2 separate regions of the Homo sapiens genome follow, and region 1 is linked to region 2. Evidence: read pairs that join two places in POLR2A ChIA-PET (ENCODE). Cell type or tissue: B cell. All regions are shown on one strand. Each heading gives the region's core, and the rest is flanking DNA. Links, peaks and the distances in the headings are about the cores only. Region 1 overlaps APOA4 (apolipoprotein A4). Region 2 overlaps SIK3 (SIK family kinase 3).

What was found. ChIA-PET counts read pairs that join two places held together with the same protein. Peaks named below come from ENCODE experiments on the same cell type or tissue, not always from the same donor. Only the 100,000 strongest peaks of a DNase experiment are listed, where the experiment ranks them.
Region 1: POLR2A ChIA-PET joins it to region 2 with 5 read pairs; 2 of 35 experiments call an interaction of 5 or more read pairs at or near these places.

The regions. Positions count from the first base shown.
Region 1 is chr11:116,816,741-116,822,047 of GRCh38, forward strand. APOA4 (apolipoprotein A4) reads right to left here. Exons shown (of 3, transcript NM_000482.4): 3 at 3,960-5,141. The coding sequence ends at 4,127. Among named protein-coding and RNA genes, the nearest start is that of APOA4, 3.9 kb to the right of the region's middle. In B cell, for the core only: no CTCF peak of the experiment used is centred there; no DNase peak of the experiment used is centred there.
Region 2 is chr11:116,920,750-116,926,130 of GRCh38, forward strand. All of the region lies in intron 4 of SIK3 (SIK family kinase 3), which reads right to left. Among named protein-coding and RNA genes, the nearest start is that of APOA1, 86 kb to the left of the region's middle. In B cell, for the core only: no CTCF peak of the experiment used is centred there; a DNase peak (open chromatin) is centred at 4,452; H3K4me3 peaks cover 1,013 bases; H3K27ac peaks cover 2,507 bases.

The sequences.
Region 1 (5,307 bases), core at 308-5,307, 100 kb before region 2:
CTGAGTAGCTGGGATTACAGGCGTGTGCCACCACACCTAGTTAATTTTTGTATTTTTAGTAGAGACGGGGGTTTCACCATGTTGGTCAGGCTGGTCTCGAACTCCCTATCTCAGGTGATTCACCCACCTCAGTCTCCCAAAGTGCTGGGATTACAGGCGTGATCCATCACGCCTGGCCTCAATCAAGGTTTTTAATTGCTAGCCACAGAAACCTACTCTGGAAGACATAATCAGAAGATGAACTTACTGACATATTTCCAGGAATTTCAAGGAAATGTCTAGGAAAGCTGGAGTACTTGGTTTGGAAAATAAACAAGAATAAGGGGAGCTGAGGGAGAAACATGGCCATGCTCATGCCACAGAACTAGAGTGATGGGGACGGCTGTGCTGTCACCACTGAGCCAGGATGGGGACAGCCCAGTTTGCCCACCAGCCACTGCCACGCCTGGTCCCTGGCCTGAGGCTCTAGCCTGGCCGCAAGCTGCCTGTTGCTGCCGCACTGTTCCTGCCCACCCCAGAAAAGATTCTCCACTGTCTCTGTTTCTTTACACCAGTCTGGGGCAATTACATCTGATTTGCTGAGCATAGGTCCCATGTCCCATGCTGGAGGTAAGCGAGGCTAGAAGGCAGGCGACTGGAGTTGTTAGTGTCTGTAATGGAGGCAGCCTCTGACTCCCACCAAAACTCATCAGCGAGACACTTTCGAAACAAAACAGGAGAGCTTCAGAGGCTGGGAAAGTGTCTTAGATCTTTTGGGCTTCTATAACGAGACACCAAAAACTGGGTGGATTACAAACAACAGACATTTATTCCTCATAGTCCTGGAGGCTGGGAAGTCTAAGAGCAAGGCACCAGCATATCCCGTGTCTGGTGAGGGCCCACTTCCTGGTTCATAAATGGCACCTTCTCGCTGTGTCCTCGCACGTGGAAGGGGCAAGGGATTTCTGTGGGGCCTCTTTTATAAGGACACTAATCTCATTCATGAGGGCTCCCCCTTCATGACCTGATCACCTCCCAAATGCCTTCTCTCCTAATGCCATCACCTTACAGATTAGAATTGCAACATAGGAATTTAGGGGGACGCAAACATTCAGTTCACTGCAGCAGCCAAAAGCAAAGTTACTACCAAGAGACCTCTGCCAGACCCAGGGGATTGATGAGACATCTTGGTACAGGAAAGAGAAGGCATTCCTCATCCAGGAGGACGAGGACTGTGGCAGGACCCTCAGAGACCTGCAGGATGGCCCTAAGGGTGGTGGGAGAGGTGCACGGGTCTAATCCAGGATTCATATATAGATATATTCATATCTATATTCATATAGATATGAATATATATATATGAATATCTATACATGAATATCTATATGAATATCTATATATGAATATCTATATGAATATCTATATATGAATATCTATGAATATCTATATATGAATATCTATATGAATATACATGAATATATGAATATATATGAATATATGAATATCTATATGAATATATATGAATATCTATGAATATCTATATGAATTATATATGAATATCTATATGAATATATATATGAATTATATATGAATTTATATATGAATATATATATGAATATATATATGAATTATATATGAATATATATATGAATATATATGAATATATATATGAATATATATATGAATATATATGAATTTATATATGAATATATATGAATTTATATATGAATATATATATGAATATATATGAATTTATATATGAATTATATATGAATATATATGAATATATATGAATATATATATGAATTATATATGAATATATATGAATATATATATGAATTATATATGAATATATATATGAATTATATATGAATATATATGTGTGTGTGTATATATATATATATATATATATTTTTTTTTTTTTTTTTTTTTTTTTTGAGACAGAGTTTCTCTCTTTTTGCCCAGGCTGGAGTGGTGCAATGGCGCGATCTTGGCTCACTGCAACCTCCGCCTCCTGGGTTCAAGCGATTCTCCTGCTTCAGCCTCCCAAGTAGCTGGGATTACAGGAGCCCACCACCACGCCCAGCTAATTTTTTGTATTTTTAGTAGAGACGGAGTTTCACCATGTTGGCCAGGATGGTCTTGATCTCTTCACCTCATGATCCACCCACCTCGGCCTCCCAAAGTGCTGGGATTACAGGCATGAGCCACCGCGCCCGGCCCAGGGTTCATATTAAGAACCAAGTTCTGGGAGACACTGAGGCCCCCAGGGGTTCTGGAGTCAGCACTAAACCAGGCAGCCCTCAGGTGAGGTCTGAGAGCATCTCAGAAGCTTCCAGACCCTCTTGGAACCCGGCCCACCCTGCATCTCACTTCCTTTTGGTGACTCGTTGCTCTGTTTGGCCTCATTGGCCCTTTCCTAAAGCCATCCAGTAAACCTCCAGGTGCCTGGTGGGTTTGTCAAGGTGTTTCCCCATAGGTTCCTGTGCTTCTAGTGGGGGTAGGTATCAAAGTGGCCGCAGCAGCCTTACTGGCCTGGTATGCAGGAGCGAGAGCAGCTGGGGCAGGGGAGACCCGGGGGTCTACCCTTGGCCAGCTGTGGCGGTCTCATTAATAGAGTGTGGCCTGGAGGTGAGCGGGATGAGGAAGTCACATTTACTGCAGCACCAGCTATTGCACGGTTATTCTGTGCCTGATGTTAAGTGCTTGACTCCGTTGCTCCATCAAACCTTCAGCACAACTCCTCTCTAAGCAGAGGATTGTCATTACCCATGTCTTCCAAAAGAAGCTCAATTATTCGCCCCACATCACCCGGTAGTCGGTCAAAAAGCCAGGATTCAAACCTAGGCTTGTCTGATTCCCAAGCATACATCCCTCCCACCAGGCCAGCACCAGGGGCCAGAGGGGTATAGGCCTGGGCCAGACCATGCTGGGGGCCACTACCCTGAGGGCACCTTGAGAGGGAAGGAGGAGGCCCCAGGACACCCTCCAAGGGGACTTCCCCCTCCTCCTTAGCATGTTCCAGGCCTCTTCCAGGAAAGCCCTGAAGGGCCTGCATCCCCCTGTGGCGAGGAAAGGGAGGTGGCTAGACTCGCAGGGCTGGGGTCCACGGGTAACAGGCTGTGGAGTCGTTTGAGACAAACGCTTGAACTGGCTCTTTCCTTGTGAGGTTTTCGAGTCTCTAAGGGTGGGGTGAAAGACCACTCCAAGGCTGCAGCTGCCCACAGCTGGCTGTGCTGATGAGACTGCTCAGGCCCCCTGACTCTCTGCCCCTAACCCCAGTGGCTGCAAACTCAGCCCCAAACTGGCAGGCCACCTGGCAGGAGGCCCCTGGACAGAGCAGACCAGGGCCCCGCAGGCTCCAGCACCTGCTCTGCCCCTCCTCCCCAGACTCGTCTCGGTCCCCAAGCCTCAATCCCCAATTCTGGATGGAGACCACAGGTTTAGCAGTCAAGAAAGTTCTGAAATAAGCATGAATCGCTTTCATAATGGAACTGGGGTGGGGTGGGTTAAATGACACTACATGAATAAGTTAAAGGCACTGAAGATCTCGTGCAAGGAGGAACCATCTCCCCCAGTGTACTGTGAGCCCCCCAGGGCCAGGGACCCTGTTCTGCTCGCCTCCAGGTGTCCCCCTCAGTGTGAGGCAGAGTCGGGCACATGGCTGCACAAAAGCTGTTTGCTGGTTGTCCGGTGCCTAGAATAATGACTGGCGCATCGGAGGCATTCAATGCATATTTGTTGGCTAAATGAATATAAGTAGGTTGCATATTTTGTCTTGGGATAATGTGTGACATCTTTTTCTGCCTCCCCTTAGAGGACTCCCCATGTACTCGCCTCCAGTCCACCAGGCCCTTACCTCTCCTGCAGTCTCATCTCCCCAATCCTGGGTGTCTCCTGCCAGGCCGCTGCTAAGCTCTGCCCAGTCATGGTTACCTCCCCACCTCCCCAGCTGCAAGGAGGATTCATCCGGCAACCAGTTGAGGCTAGATTCTCAGCAGCTTTATTGAATATTGAGAGGTGGTCTCACCTCCCACTGGACATGTGTCCTCAAGTTCATACCAGAACTTCTTTGGGACAGACAGACAGACAGGTGGCAGGGCAGGGCAGGTGTCCACGAGGGTGGGGCCAGTGCACCAGGGGCAGCTCAGCTCTCCAAAGGGGCCAGCATCTGCACCTGCTCCTGCTGCTGCTCCTGCTGCTGTTCCTGCTGTTGCTCCAGCTCAGGGAGGGAGAGAGTCTTGTCCTGGCTCTCTTTCTCCTTGAAGGTGCTGAAGAAGGAGTTGACCTTGTCCCTCAGGTCCTTCTCCAGGAAGCTCAAGTGGCCTTCCACGTCCCCCGCATGGGGGCCCAGTTTCTGCCTGAGCTGTTCCATCTGCTGCACCAGGGCTTTGTTGAAGTTTTCCCCGTAGGGCTCCACCCGGCGTCGGAACTCCTCCACCTGCTGGTCCAGGTGCCCACCCAGCTCTGCCAGTGACTTCTGCAGCCCCTCGGTGTTGCCCCTCAGGTTGCCACGCACGTCCTCGGCCAAGGGCGCCAGCCTCTGCCGCAGCTCCTCGGCACTGGCCGAGATCCTGGCCTTGAGCTCCTCGGCGTTCTTCTTCATCTGGAAGGTCAGGCCCTCAAGCTGGTGGTTGAGCTTCTCCTGCGTGTCCTGAGCATAGGGAGCCAGGCTGCGGCGCAGCTCCTCCACGGTCTGGTCAATCTTGACTTTGAATTCGTCAGCGTAGGGCGTAAGGCGTCCCTTGAGCTCCTCCACGTTCTGGTCGATCTTGGCCTTGAGCTCGTCGGCGTGGGGCCTCAGCGAGGCCTGCAGGCTGTCGGCGTTCTCCCGCAGCACTCTCTCCATGCGCTGTGCGTAGGGGGTCAGCTGGCGCCGCAGCTGCTCGGCCTGCGTGCTGACCTGGGTGCGCAGCTGGTCCGCGTAGGGCTCCAGGCGCTGCTGAAGCTCTCGCAGGTTGTCCCCGATCTTCTGGCTCACCTCATTGGCATGGGGCAGCAGCCGGGCCCTCAGCTCCTCCAGCTCCTTCCCAATCTCCTCCTTCAGTTTCTCCGAGTCCTTGGCCAGGCGTTCATGCAGCTCGGTGGCAAAGGGCACCAGCTTCTTCTGCAGGTCACCTGCGTAAGTGTTCACTTCTCCAAGTTTGTCCTGGAAGAGGGCACTGTGGGGAAGGGCACAAGGAGGCCACGTTACATTTGGCATTTACACGGCAAGACTTTGTCTGCTTGTATACCACTCGCCTTATGCACACGTGCTAGGACAGGTGAGTGCTCAGAGGTACCGAGTTCACCCTCCCTATGGTGGTGCAGATTGGAGAGGATGGGTGT
Region 2 (5,381 bases), core at 50-5,049:
ACAAAGCTGGGGAGCACCTGCTACAGAACAGGCATGTATGAGCCAGTGGGAGTGTGACAATAAACAGGACATGGTTACAGTCCTTGTGGAACTGACAATCTTGTGGAATCTTACAAACTACAGTACTTCTATCATCCTCTGAACTCCTATGCTAATTAGACTGTACAATTAATGTGATAATGAGTCATGACATGCCTTGTAACATCTCTTCTATTGTATCCAACTATAATTTGGTAGCTGTTAAGGATACTATCATCCAGCGATGCCGGCTCCATGCTGAGTGAGCTGTGTTGTGCCTCGTCAGTCCTTCAACTGCTCTTCTGTGGATCCTTACACATCTCAGGCAAGAAAAGTTAAAAGTCGGAGGCCAAGAATCCTACTCTTTTCCCAGCATTGGGGTTCTCTATACCTTGCCTGGGTGCTCTTTACAAGAAATTCAGAAGTTTTGGAGAGTTAAAAGTGCCAGAAGATGAAGAGATTTTACTTTTTTAATAAGATATATTTGCATGCCAATAAAATTAGGTGATACATGTAAAAATGCTTTGTGAAGTACATTATATATATGCAAAGCATAATTTTGGTGTTACCAACTTTTCAAAGATCTAATGTTTGCTGCCCATATAGCCTCAGTTCTTTAGGGCTGGAGTCACGTTTCACGCTTCTTTTTTCTCTTCTGTGCCATTATGCAAGGAGGCTTCGTTAACAAGTAAGATTCTAGATTACCTCCACAAATTCTTAGTTCTAGACTTGGTAACTGCCTTTAGAAATAAAATTCTTTTTTTTTCTTTTTTCTTCTTAATAAAAAAGAGATGGAATCTCACTATGTTGCCCCAGGTCTCAAAATCCTGGCCTCAAGTGATCTTCCCACTTCGGCTTCACAAAGTGCTGAGATTACGGGCATGAGCCACCTCTCCCTGTCGTAAAATTCTTTATTCTGAAAATGATCAAGGCTTCTTCTGTATTACTAATGACAGAAACATCTCTTTAAAAATTCTACAGAAGACAGGTTTGCTACTGCCATTAAGAACACGGATTTGTTACTAATAATTCTAAAACCAGAAAGAAAACAAAGTTATTCACCTGGGCTTTATTCTCTCTAGAAACAGAACTAGAACAAAAATTCATAAATAAGAATTAAGCACAAAAAAAATCATAAACAGTGGAACAATGGTTCAATCTTTTTTTTTTTTCAGTAGACAAGGTATCACTATGAGGCTAGACTCAAACTCCTAAGTCCAAGTAAGACTCCTGCCTTAGCCTTGATCTCAACTAGCTGGGACTACAGATGCATGCCACCTTGCTCAGCTGAATCTTATAGTATTTATGACTGAAGATATAACTTATACTATAATTATAACTTATAATATCTATAACTAATATCTATCTATCCAGGGAACACTTATTCTCTCGAAGAGAACTAGTATGGACAGTTGTGATAGCTAGCTTTTTACAGTATCAAATATCAAATGTAGGCCAGGCACGGTGGCTCATGCCCATAATTCTAACACTTTGGGAGGTTAAGGAGGGAGGACTGGTTGAGGCCAAGAGTTTGAGACCAGGCTGAGGAACATAGTGACAAAAAATGTTTAAAATTAGCGAGGTGTGGTGGAACATGCCTGTAGTCCCAGCTACTTGGGAGGCTGAGGCAGGAGGATCACTTGAGCCCAGGAGGCTGAGGTTGCAGTGAGCCATGATTATGCCACTGCAGCCTGGTCAACAGAAGGTAACCCAGTTTCTTAAAAAAGAAGGGGGAAGGGGCGGGCATGGTGGCTCACACCTATAATCCCAGCACTTTATGAGGCCAAGGCAGGAGAATCGCTTGAGGCCAGGAGTTTGAGACCAGCCTAGGCAACATAGTGAGATTCTGTCTCTACAAAACAAACAAACAGTATCAAATGTAAATCACCACATTAATACAAAATGTAAAAATAAATTAATGTAAACACAAATATCCACAGACCAATTTATTCATCTTCTACACGAAACTGGATGCATGATTATTTTCATTAAAATCACTTAAACAATGGCATACAGAAAACATGAATCTTTTATACTTCCTAATCTGAGTTTTATTAGTTCCAAGTTATTTTGGTACTATAACATATACGATTATTTTAAAGATGAGCTGCTTACGACTAATTTCTCCTTTTCTTTTCTCTTTTTTTTTTTTTTTTTTTTTTTTTTTGAGATGGAGTCTCGCTCTCTCACCCAGGTTGGAGTGCAATGGCGTGATCTCAGCTCACTGCAACCTCTGCCTCCTGGGTTCAAGTGATTCTTCTGCCTCAGCCTCGTGAGTAGCTGGGATTACAGGCACCCGCCATCATGCCCAGCTAATTTGTGAACTTTTGTAGAGACCGGTTTTCACCACGTTGGCCAGGCTGGTCTCAAACTCCTGACCTCAGGTGATCCACCCACCTTGGCCTCCCAAAGTGCTGGGATTACAGGCATGAGCCACTGCGCCCAGCCAAGACTAACTTCTTAAAATAAAACCAAAAAACCCTTTTTCTCTCTTGCATGTTTCTTTCATATATAGTAGTTTCTTCTTACTGACATTTAAGATACTTTACCAAAAGGGAGGCCATTGAAAAGATCAGGAATCTGAAAGTTACTTTTGGCTTTTAGAATTAAAGTTGATTTCGTTACCTATCTGACCTTATCCTGTCAAAAACATCCAACCTACCTCTCCAAAATTAGTCATGTTCTAGTTGGCTTCAACTAGAAGCATTTCTCCCACTAGTCCATTAAGTTCAAAAAAGAACTGGGAGGTGAGAATGATAATTCTATTTAATTTATGTGCAAGAAAGGAGGTTCAGGCAATGACTGAGAAACTGAGTAACGATGGCATATAAGAGAAAGACTGCATGAGCAAAGCTAATGTTAGGTATTGTAGCAGGCCGCAAAACTAGAGGTGCTCATTTATTTTTCTGTTTTGCTCTTAAAACAAATAATAAAAATGTACGCTTTGGGTTAATGAACTTAAAAATCTTGCCAAAGTATATGTGTTAACACAGAGAGAGCCCAAGGCTGGCTGCCAGCACCCCGGAGTCTGTAATTATATATCAGCAGGTAGACACTCTCATTGTGACTCCTTGAATTTGTTTTAACTATTAACAACAACAACAACAGAAAAGTCTTTAAAAATCTCCTTACCAAATATTTCAGTAGAGTTTCCAACTTCAATTATCAATAATCTCTGTTTTTACTCTGAGTTTCTCAATGTAAAAACTAAAGGATATAAAATTTCCTTAACAGCCGGGCGTGGTGGCTCACGCCTATAATCCCAGCACTTTGGGAGGCTGAGGCGGGTGGATCAGGATCTTGAACTCCTGAGGTCAGGAGTTCAAGACTAGCCTGGCCAGCATAGTAAAACTCGTCTCTGCTAAAAATACAAAAAATTAGCAGAACGTGGTGGCGCATGCCTGTAATCCCAGCTACACGGGAGGCTGAGGTAGGAGAATCGCTTGAACCTGGGGGAGGCAGAGGTTGCAGTGAGCGGAGATCATGCCACTGCACTCCAGCCTGGGCAACAGTGTGAGACTCCATCTCAAAAAAAAAAAAAGAAAAAAAAGAAATTTCTTTAACTAAATCAAAATCATCCTAAATTCAAAATCAAGAACCAAGGGAGCATTAAGAAAATTTTTAATCTTGGGTCAGCGGACGGAAAATAAAACTAGAGAATATAAAGAAGGCCTTCTTTTTGTTTTGTTTTGTTTTCTACTGAAACTTACTATTTGTCATTAAGAATTGCAAACTATACTACTAAGAATGAACAACATTCTCTTCATTAAGCCTTTTTCAAAACACACAAGACAAAGCTCCCCTTTGGTCAAGGTGTTCCACACACTCCCACTGCAGCAGGCCCCACAGCTCGCAGCACAGTGGTGCACCATGGACTCGGGCACAGAGCCCAAGGAATGGAGATGACCCCAGTCTTCCCTCCTTCCCCACCCCAACTACACCCAAGGAGAAAGGATATGAGGAAATAAACTATGTCTTCAATGCTTGGTGGGGGCTGGGGGTGTCCTCTGCTATCCAGGTGGGCTGGTCAGTGCAGAGTGGGTGGTGCGTGTCCAGAGGGCCTTCTTTTAATTCACTACCCTAATCTATAATCCAAAGAGCCTTACAGTGACATCTGTGGCATGTTGAATAATGGCCCCCAAATACATCTATATCCCAATCCCCCATACTTGTGAATGTGTTACCATACATGGTAAAAAGGACTTGTATTAACATGATTAAAGATCTTAAAATGGGGAGATGAGGACAGACACGGTGGCTCCCAGCACTTTGGGAGGCCAAGGTGGGTGGATCGCTGGAGACCAGGAGTTCGAGACCAGCACGGCCAACATGGTAAAACCCCATCTCTACTAAAAATACAAAAGTTAGCTGGGCATAGAAGCGCGCACCTGTAGTTCCAGATACTCAGGAAGTTGAGGTTGCAGTGAGCTGAGATCACGCCACTGCCCTCCTGCCTGGGCAACAGAATGAGGCCCTGTCTCGAAAACAAAAACAAAAAAAGGTGGGGGTGGGAGAGAGATGATCCTGGATTATCTGAGACAGCCCAATGTAATGACAAAGGTCCTTGCAAGAGGGAAGCAGGAGGGTCGGAATTAGGAGTAGGAGATGTGACAATGGAAGCCACAGGTTGGAGTGAAGGAAGGAAGGGGCTGAGCTAAAGAATGCAGGTGACCTTTAGAAGCTAAAAAAGGCAAGGACACATTTTTCCTTCAGAGCCTCCAGGAGGAACAGCCCTTGCTGCTGTTTTAACTTTCACCCTGTGAGACCCAGCTTGGACTTCTGACCTCCAGAACTACAGGCTAACAAATCTGTGTTTTTCCAAGTCATTAAGTTTGTGGTAATTTGTTATAGTAATAATAAGACACTAATCAATCTTTTATTACAGTTTTAAGGGTTGTGAAGTTTAGTAGGTATTATTAGTATTAATTTAATTGAAGCTACAACAAATAATTACAAAAGAAGGTTTGAAATTGCCAGGCTTTTCCATGCCACACACCTTTGTGGGAACTACCAGTATCTATAGAGCTTTGGAGAAAATAAAACCGACATGAGAGCAAAGGAAAAACATGATTTTATATAAGATAAAGAAAGCCTTTAATTCCTGTGTACTCTGTAATAAGCTAGTGCAGGAGTGAAAGAACTTATAAATGATATGAAAGTTCTAAACAAAAGTGTAGCTGTCAGTTTCAGATATATAAAAAGCTAGGTGATGCTCCAGGATGTAAAAGTGAACAGGCTTATCTACACAAAAGCAACTCTCAGAAGAATTGTGACCCTGCAAAGGTACCCTTAGGTAACTTTGACCTATGATAAAAATCCAAACTCTCAAATCCCACCTCTACTAAGGAAGAAAATCCTTAGAA